2 separate regions of the Homo sapiens genome follow, and region 1 is linked to region 2. The links are chromatin contacts, found by Hi-C or POLR2A ChIA-PET in ENCODE. All regions are on one chromosome and are shown on one strand. The core of a region is the stretch at or near the end of the contact, and the rest is flanking DNA. Distances in the headings are between cores, read along the strand shown.

What was found. Hi-C counts contacts between places; a loop is a spot of excess contacts on that map. ChIA-PET counts read pairs that join two places held with the same protein, here RNA polymerase II (POLR2A). Pooled maps may share reads with other maps.
Region 1: a pooled map shows a loop between it and region 2 (2.1-fold over the local background). The contact joins two enhancer-like sites. A Hi-C loop is called at or near these places in 1 of 168 maps with a recorded cell type or tissue (endothelial cell of hepatic sinusoid) and 2 of 50 pooled maps. POLR2A ChIA-PET finds 5 or more read pairs at or near these places in 7 of 52 experiments (GM10248, OCI-LY7, WTC11 and 2 more).

What each region holds. Positions count from the first base shown.
Region 1 is chr19:15,222,739-15,227,667 of GRCh38, reverse strand. It overlaps EPHX3 (epoxide hydrolase 3), which reads left to right. Exons shown (of 7, transcript NM_024794.3): 7 at 6-749. The coding sequence ends at 231. Among named protein-coding and RNA genes, the nearest start is that of EPHX3, 7.2 kb to the left of the region's middle. RefSeq lists a silencer at 4,212-4,291 and an enhancer at 4,462-4,929. Within about 2 kb of position 3,543, at least 8 of the 41 ENCODE cell types and tissues checked have a DNase peak (open chromatin) inside an H3K27ac peak, as active enhancers do.
Region 2 is chr19:15,299,501-15,304,069 of GRCh38, reverse strand. All of the region lies in intron 1 of BRD4 (bromodomain containing 4), which reads left to right. Among named protein-coding and RNA genes, the nearest start is that of BRD4, 31 kb to the left of the region's middle. RefSeq lists enhancers at 3,425-4,132, 4,559-4,569. Within about 2 kb of position 1,714, at least 6 of the 41 ENCODE cell types and tissues checked have a DNase peak (open chromatin) inside an H3K27ac peak, as active enhancers do.

The sequences.
Region 1 (4,929 bases), core at 2,294-4,793, 78 kb after region 2:
CACAGGAACTTCCCCCTGGAACCCCAGGAGCTGACCACACCCACATTGCTGCTGTGGGGGGAGAAGGACACTTACTTGGAGCTGGGGCTGGTGGAAGCCATCGGCAGCCGCTTTGTGCCGGGCCGCTTGGAGGCCCACATCCTGCCAGGCATAGGGCATTGGATCCCACAGAGCAACCCCCAGGAGATGCACCAGTACATGTGGGCCTTCTTGCAAGACCTGCTGGACTAGTGGTCCTTGCTGGCCTGCCCAGGAGGCATGGATACTCAGGAAGGAACACACACCCATTATCTGTGTGTGCCTGGGAGTCCATACAATGTCCATACATGGGTGAACTCTTGAATCGCTCATAGGCATGGGACTCCTGGATCCCACACAAGCGCACCTATGGGTGCCTCGGGACACACCAACCCCTATACTCACACACAGGCATGGATGCATGTGTGTGTAACAAACACTTTGACCCTGGGAACTGGGTATACCTCTCTTCCAGTGGAGCCAGATGCCGAGACCGAGTGTCCCACCTCCTCCCTTCCTGGGGCCTCACTCTGCGCTTTGCCAAAGTCGCTTCTCTGCCATAGCTGCACAGACCTTAAACCCTGACCTTCCTGTCCCTGCCTTCGACCTCCTGCCTGGGTCTTCAGCTCAGTGCTACTCTGAATACAATACTGCTGACCACATTTGGCTACTTCAGCTTAAATGTATGTTAATTGAAATGAAATACAATGAAAATGCAGTGCTCAGTCCCACCAGCTGTATTTCATTTTTTTCCCCTTGAGACAGAGTCTTGCTGTGTCGCCCAGGCTGGATGGAGTGCAGTGGACGCAATCTAGGCTCACTGCAACCTCCACCTGCCGGGTTCAAGCGATTCTTGTGCCTCAGCTTCCCGAGTAGCTGGGACTACAGGAGCGTCACCAGGCCTGACTAATTTTAGTATTTTCAGTAGAGATGGGGTTTCACCATGTTGGCCGGGCTGGTCTCGAACTGCTGACCTCAAGTGATCTGCCCACCTTGGCCTCCCACAGTGCTGGGATTACAGGCGTGAGCCACTGTGCCTGGCCATACCAGCTGTATTTCAAGTGCTCAATTGCCGCATCAGTGAAGAAAGTTGTGTGTGGCAGCGCTGATGAGGGTAATCCTAGCTTAAGAGTAGGGGTCAGGGCCGACCACAGTGGCTCAAACCTGTAATCCCAGCACTTTGGGAGGCTGAGGTGGGCGGATCACGAGGTCAGGAGATCGAGACCATCCTGGCTAACCTGGTGAAATGCTGTCTCTACTAAAAATACAAAAAATTAGCCGGGCGTGGTGGTGGGCGCCTGTAGTCCTAGCTACTCAGGAGGCTGAGGCAGGAGAATGGCATGAACCCGGGAAGTGGAGCTTGCGGTGAGCTGAGATCGCGCCACTGCACTCTAGCCTGGCAACAGAGCGAGACTCCATCTCAAAAAAAAAAAAAAAGAGCAGGGGGCCTCCCTGCCTGGCCCCTGGCAACCTCCCCAAGGGCAGACCCTCATGAGCAGGCAGGTGGGTGTGCAGATTCCTCATTCCTCTCCAGCCAGTCCCAGGAGAGCTCCCACAAGCCCCTTCCCTCACCCCCCGTCATGACCCCAGGCCTGGTCAGGTCAAGTTCTCTTGCCCCAGCCTGGGCTGGCCTGTCTCAGATCCCTGGGAAAACAGCTCTCGTCTCTGTTAGGACAAGTGAGATTCTGGATTCCGGGCAGGAAGGGACCAGCTCCCAGAAAAGCCATCTGGGATCTGAGGCCTGCCTCTCCAGCTCCTGGAAACTTCTGCTCCAAATTAGCCACAGTTTCCGCTGACTCTGGAGCCCTCTGGGGTGGGGATGGGTGGGGGGTGGCGGTTATATGTGGAGGGTGCGCCACCCAGTCTCAGGCTGACCGTAGCATCAGCTTGTATCTCCCTGGCTTGTGCCTGGCTTTTTGGGGATGTTGCCATCATCACCTGTACCATGAGGACTGAGAGGCCCTGAGAAATACATTCTCCTGTCTCTGAGATAGGCCTGCCTGCTGGTCATCCCCCTCTGTCCTCCCTTATCCCCAGCACAATATCCTTTTTTTGTTTGTTTGTTTGTGAGATGGAGTCTTGCTCTGTCGCCCAGGCTGGAGTGCAATTGCGCGATCTCGGCTCACTGCAGCCCCCTCCCAGGCTCAAGCGATTCTCCTGTCTCTGCCTCCTGAACAGCTGGGATTACAGGTGTCCGCCACCACACCCAGCTCATTTTTGTATTTTTTTTTTTTTTTTTTTTTTTTGAGACGGAGTCTCGCTCTGTCCCAGGATGGAGTGCAGTGGTGCGATCTCGGCTCACTGCAAGCTCCGCCTCCCGGGTTCACACCATTTTCCTGCCTCAGCCTCCCGAGTAGCTGGGACTACAGGCGCCCACCACCACGCCCGGCTAATTTTTTGTATTTTTAGTAGAGACAGGGTTTCACCGTGTTAGCCAGGATGGTCTCGATCTCCTGACCTCATGATTCACCCGTCTCGGCCTCCCAAAGTGCTGGGACTACAGGCGTGAGCCACCGCACCTGGCCCATTTTTGTATTTTTAGTAGAGATGGGGTTTCACCATGTTGGCCAGGCTGGTCTCGAATTCCTGACCTCATTATCCGCCCACCTCGGCCTCCCAAAGTGCTGGGACTACAGGCGTGAGCCACTGCGCCTGGCACAACATCTTTTTACTCAACATAGATACCAGGCAGTGTTCTAGGTCCTAGTGACAGAGTGTGAGCCAGAAAGAGTTTAAGGAGGAGAGAGCTGACAGGGCTCAGGGAAGGCTTCACTGAAGACTCACAGGTGGGACCCTAGCTAGAGGATGCACTTATTTGTTGTTGTTTTGAGACAGGGTCTCACTCTGTTGCCCAGGCTGGAGTGCAGTGGTGTGACGTAAGCTCACAGCAGCCTCTACCTCCTGGGCTCAATCAATCCTCCTGCTTCAGCTTCCTGAGTAGCTGGGACTATAGGGGCACACCACCATGCCAGGCTAATTTTTAATTTTTTTTTTGAGAATGGAGGCTTGCTCTATTGCCCAGGCGGGAGTGCAGTGGCGCCATCTCAGCTCACTGCAACTTCCACCTCCTGGGTTCAAGTGATTCTCCTGCCTCAGCCTCCCCAGTAGCTAGGATTACAGACACACGCCACCACACCTGGCTAATTTTTGTAATTTTAGCAGAGACGGGGTTTCACCATGTTGGCCAGGCTGATCTCCAACGCCTGACCTCAAGCAGTCCGCCTGCCTCGGCCTCCCAAAAATTTTTTATAGAGACAGACGTCTCACTATGCTGCCCAGAGTGGTCTCAAACTCCTCGGCTCAAGTGATCCTCCCACCTCGGCCTCCCAAAGTGCTGGGATTCCAGGCATGAGCCACCGCGCCCGTCTAGGATGCACTTTTTGGTGGAGTGGGAAGTAGTGACTAGGAAGGTCCCAGGCGGGAAGAAGCTTGGGTCATTGGAGTTACAACACGCAGGCCAGGGCCTTGCTAAGGCAGAGTGAGCGAGGAGGCTTCAGAGAAGAGGCCACACAGCCAGATCGCCAGGGGCTGCGAGGAGCTTGGATTCGATTCTCAAGGGGAGCCAGGGGAGGGTTTTCAGCAGGGAAGGGACATGGCTTGCATTTTGAAGAGCTCCCTGTGGCGGTTGGACAGTCCCACGCAAGAGTGCGAGCGCCGAAGCCTGCGGGGGGCTGCGCGCGGCCACAGCACAGGGCGGTCCCACTGTCCCGACCGAGCAGGGACCCCCAGAGCCGGGTCCAACCCGGGGCCCCCCTGCCAGGGGAGGAGCAATGCCCCCCGCCCCGGGGAGGCGAGAAGACGGGCAGGAGGAGGAGGGAGCCCCTGAGACGTGGGGTCGCGGACGTCGGAGCCCGCGGCGGAGGTTTGGGGCGAGGAGGCCTGCGGACAGGACCAGGACGGCGTCCAGGGGTAGGTGGGTCCGGCGATGGTTGCCGGGGTGACGGGGGACGGGTTGATGGTTGACCGGAACGGGTAGCGGTTGTCCGAGTGACCGGAGGGGCCCAGGCAAAGGCTGACGGGAGGCCTGGGACAGTTGCCCGGGCGACGGAGATCCGCTGACGGTTGCTAGGGCGACGGAAAGGCGCCTTCTTCCGCCTCCGCGGCCGCCGGCGGGAGGGAGGCGGGGGTCTTCTGGGGAAGACGATCGCGTCGATTGGGCAGAGTCCTGGCGAGTAAGCCAATAGAAAATCGTGTCTCGTCGTAGACCCGCCTCCCCCAGCCTGAGCCAATCCCGGCCCGTTTTTTTTTTTTTTTTCTGGCCCAAGGGCTTGGCGCGTGCATCTTTTAGGGCGGGAGCGGGGACCTCGGGGGCTTGGGCTGGGATTCCTCGCATGATCGGCCTGTCCCTCTCCCTGCCTCCAGACCACTTTCCATCACTCACTCACTCACTCACTCACTCACTCACTCATTCCGAGGGCTGCATTGATGGTCCAGTAGTAGAATTCTCACTTCCCATTCATTCATTCATCCATTCATCTGTCCCTGCCACCAGTTCTAGGAGGGGTGGTGGAAGACAAAGCCGGGCTCTGACACTGCCAGCAGGGTGTGATCAGGCCCTGGTGGAATGAGCAACTGGGGAGGAGCACTTACCTGGGGGAAGGGAGGGAAGGCTCCCTGGAGGAAGCAGTCTTGGAGCTGAACCTTGCAAAGCTGCGCCCCGACCCACAGAAGCCTCCCACGCCGGGATGATTTAGCATTTCCGTGAGACTGGGAGGAAAGTTTGGGCTAGGAAGACGTGAGACTATAAAAGGCTTCACATGCCAGCAGGGGAGGGTCTCGGACAGATCCGTGTGTCTGGAATGTTACTTGGGGGATGGTGAGAAGGCCGGACCAGAGGACGGGAAGGCCTCAGAGGAGGATGGGCGTGGTCCAGGCAGTGGAGAACGAGACTCAAGTCCAGGCACTGGAAGA
Region 2 (4,569 bases), core at 465-2,964:
ATGAAGGTAATCCTTCACTGTGACGGATGAGTGGATATTTCTTTGTACCCTGAGCTCTTTCATCCTACCTTGGTGGTCAAATGTGAGAGCAAGTGCTTTGGGGCTCAGAGGGCATCACTCCAAGCATTCTGCATGGAGTCTGTTGTGGTGAATGTTCTTGCTGGCATCTTGATCAAGGACTTTGTCATCATTAGCCATCAAATGCTTGTTGGTCCTTCTCAACCCTGTAATGTTGATACTTAAAAAACTGGAAACATCCTGACAGAAACAGTCGAGAAGTGGTTGTGTGAGCTCTGGTTATCGCATTACAGTTAAAGTTGGCAGATAGGTTCTGTATTCAGTGCCCCATCAAAAACAGAACACAGACTATATAAGGGGAATATTGTTTGTAAGTAACTCTGTGGGCTAATTGTGCAAATAGGTGCTAGAATGCTGGGCAGCCTTTTTCCTTCTTCGTGGCTTTGTTGCATTTTATTGTATTGTTGTATTGCATTTTATTGTAATGACAGTTACTCCTTTTGATAAGATGATCTCAGTAGATAGGCTGAATTGTCCTGTTTAAGGCTACTTTTCTCCTCTGAATCTAAAGGTGTTCGCTGTCAGAGCTAGTACGGAGTTTTGAATTTGGCACTGTGTTGCCTAACCGTCTTCTCCCCCCGCCCCATCCCCGCATAGGCAAATAGTTTTACTAGTTTGACATTTAATCAAAATTTAAACATGGGGCCAAGGAAGGTCCTCCAGGAAGCATTAGTATGAAAAATATTGTAAACAGTAGCTTTGTTCTAGCCACACAATTTGGATTTCTCAAGATTAACTGTCTGTACATAAACACTCTTGAATAGCTATGTATTAACTTTCCCCTACTTTGAGCTGGAAATAGCTTCTCTTCTCCAGTTGATGTGAATGCAGGGGTAGTGTACCCTACATGGACTGTGTATTACTCCTTTAAGATTGTTGGTCTTGCTGCTTTGTTCTCTCAGTGTAAAGCACAAGTCACAGAACCATGGTTTACCTTAACTAGAGCCCTCCTTTCAGAAAAGCACTTTTTTTTTTTTTTTTTTTGCGACGGAGTCTCGCTCTGTGGCCCAGGCTGGAGTGCAGTGGCGCGATCTCGGCTCACTGCAAGCTCCGCCTCCCGGGTTCACGCCATTCTCCTGCCTCGGCCTCTCAAGTAGCTGGGACTACAGGTGACCGCCACCACGCCTGGCTAATTTTTTTTGTATTTTTTAGTAGAGACGGGGTTTCACTGTTTTAGCCAGGATGGTCTCGATCTCCTAACCTCGTGATGCGCCCGCCTCGGCCTCCCAAAGTGCTGAGATTACAGGCGTGAACCACTGCGCCCGGCCCAGAAAAGCACTTTTTAATTTTTTAATCCTTTTTTTTTTTTTTTTTTTTTTTTTTGAGTCGGAGTCTTGCTCAGTTGTCCAGGCTGGAGTGCAGTGGCACGATCTCAGCTCACTGCAACTTCCGCCTCCTGGGCTCAAGCAATTCTCCTGCCTCAGCCTCCTGAGTTGCTGGAATTACAGGCATGTGCCACGATGCCTGGCTAATTTTTGCATTTTTAGTAGAGACAGGGTTTTGCCATGTTGGCCAGGCTGGCCTTGATCTGTTGACCTCGTGAGCCACCGTGCGTGGCCGAACTGCTCTGTTTTACAGACAGGAAACACAAGGCTGAGAACATCTGTTACTCAGAGTCCCCCAGGTTAGCATGGAAGCTCGTGGTTCAGACCAGGCTGTCCTTGCCTGCTGCACTTGCAGGTCTGTCTGCCTTCCCTGCAAAGCAGCATCTCCCAGTCCTGGGGGGTCTCTGTACCAGGTCTAAAGGGGGTCAGGGTGGTGTACTGCATGTGGTTTGTTTATTCTCTTAAGTTTATATGCAATAAAATTCCCCTTTTTTTTTTTTGAGATGAAGTCCCACTCTGTCTCCCAGACTGGAGGGCAGTGGCGTAATCTTGGCTCACTGCAACCTCTGCCTGCTGGGTTCAAGCAATTCTGGAGTCTCAACCTCTCAAGTAGCTGGAATTACAGGCCTGCGCCACCATGTCCAGCTGATTTTTGTATTTTTAGTGCAGATGGAGTTTTACCATGTTGGCCAGGCTGGTCTCAAACTCCTGACCTCAAATGATACTCCTGCCTCATCCTCCTAATGTGCTGGGACCATAGGCGTGAGACTCAGCAACTTTTTTTTTTTTTTTTTTTTTTTTCTTTGAGACGGAGTCTCGCTCTGTCGCCCAGGCTGGAGTGCAGTGGCACAGTCTTCGGCTTACTGCAACCTCTGCCTCCCAGGTTCACACCATTCTCCTGCCTCAGCCTCCTGAGTAGCTGGGACTACAGGCGCCCACCACCATGCCTGGCCAATTTTTTGTATTTTTAGTAGAGATGAGGTTTCACTGTGTTAGCCAGGATGGTCTCGATCTCCTGACCTCGTGATCTGTCCACCTCGGCTTCCCAAAGTGCTGGGATTACAGGCGTGAGTCACTGCACCCAGCCTTTTTTTTTTTTGTTTTGAGACGTAGTCTTGCTCTGTCGCCCAGGCTGGAGTGCAGTGTGGTGCGATCTCGGCTCACTGCAACCTCTGCCTCTCGGGTTCAAGTGATTCTCCTGCTTCAGCCTCCTGAGTACCTGGGATTACAGGTGCGCACCACCATGCCCGACTAATTTTTGTATTTTTAGTAGAGGCGGGGTTTCACCATGTTGGTCAGGCTGGTCTTGAACTCCTGACGTCGTGATTTGCCCGCCTTGGCCTCCCAAAGTGCTGGGATTACAGGCGTGAGCCACCGTGTCCGGCTCCTCAGCAACGATTGATCTGTTTTCTGTGTCTATGATTTTGCTTTTTCTAGAATGTCATATTAAATGGAAAATGGCATCATACAATGCAGGGGAGGTAGAGGTTGAGTCAGGCTTCTTTTCGTTAACATAGTTTATTAGAGTCATCTGACTACTTAGTGGGAGTGTTTCAGTTGTTTCTTTTCATTGCTGAGTAGTGTTTCATCATATGGATAGACCCCAGCTTTTTCTGCATTTCTCAGTTGAAGGACACGTGGATGGTTTCTAGTTTTTGGTGATTCTTAATGAAGCTGCTAAAGCTATTCACATGCAGTTCTTTGTGTGAACATGTTTTTCTTTCTTTTGGTTAAAGACCTGCAAGTGAGATGGCTGGGTCATTGGAATAAATACATGTTTAGCTTTACAGGAAACTCTCAGATGTTTCTGGAGGGTTGCATCATTTTTCGCCCTCATCAGCAGTGGATGAGAGTTTTAGTCGTTGCTCATCTTCACTAGCACTTGGTATTGTCAGGGTTTTAGGGGTGGGAAGCAGTGGATTCACATAGTCTTGCAGTGGTATCAGTGTGGCTGTGATTTGTATTTCTTCATGACTAGTGACGGGGAGCATCTTCCCAGGTGCATTTTCTTTCTTTTTTTTTTTGGTATATATTTATCTTTTTATTTTGTCTTACGGGTGATTGCCCTACCCCACACATGGTTTTGTTTGATTTTTTGTTTTTGTTTTTGTTAAGATGGAGTCTCCCACTATCACCCAGGCTGGAGTGCAGTGGCACGATCTCTGCTCACTGCAACCTCTGCTTCCCAGATTAAAGTGATTCTTCCACCTCAGCCTCCCAAGTAGCTGGGATTACAGGCACCCACCGCCACACCTGGCTTTTTGTATTTTTTTTTTTAGTGGAGACAGGGTTTCACCATGTTGGCCAGGCTGGTCTTGAACTCCTGACCTCAAGTGATTGGCCTGCTAAAGTGCTGGGATTACAGGGGTGAGCCACCACACCCAGCCGACACATAGGTTTTTATTTGTTTTTATTTATTTATCGGATCAGGGTCTTGCTCTGTCGCCCAGGCAGCAGTTGCAGTGGCTGTGACGTCTCACTGCAGCCTCTGCCTCCCGGGTTCAAGCGGTCCTCCCTCCTCAGCCACCAGAGTAGCTGGAACTACAGGCACACACCACCACACTCAGCTAATTTTAAAATTTTTTAGTAGAGGTGGAGTTTCACTATGTTGTCCAGTTGGTCTCCAGCTCCTGGGCTCAAGTGATCCTCTCACCTCAGCCTCCCAAAGTGCTGGGATTGCAGGCATGAATCACTGTGCCTGGCCAGGTGCAAACTCCAAGGGATTCTCTTTGTAGATGGAGAGGCAGCTCTTCATACGCTCTCTGTAGAACAGCAGTTCTGTGGAGCAGCAATTAAGTCGTGTTTTCCTCGTGAACCTTAACAGGCCTGGGTGGGTGAAGTGCAGAAGTGGGTGGCCACTTGCCGTAAGGACACATAGCACTGGAATGTTGAGCCCCACTCTCCTGAGTGAAGCCAGCTGGTTAATGCAGACTTGCCTTAGGGAAAAGGAAACAGAACGTCATACCAAGGAATCCACTCATGCTGGGCCACTGAAGGAACCATGGAAACATGTCCCTGTAAATGTGTCCCTGTTCTGTGTGTGTCTCTACATGTGTCCATATTGAGAGTTATGCTTGAAGCTGGGGATCACAAAATCGAAAATTGTGTCGACCAGCTTCTTAGCTGGGCTTGGCCATGGCGGGGATGTCCCAGGCCTTACCTGTCT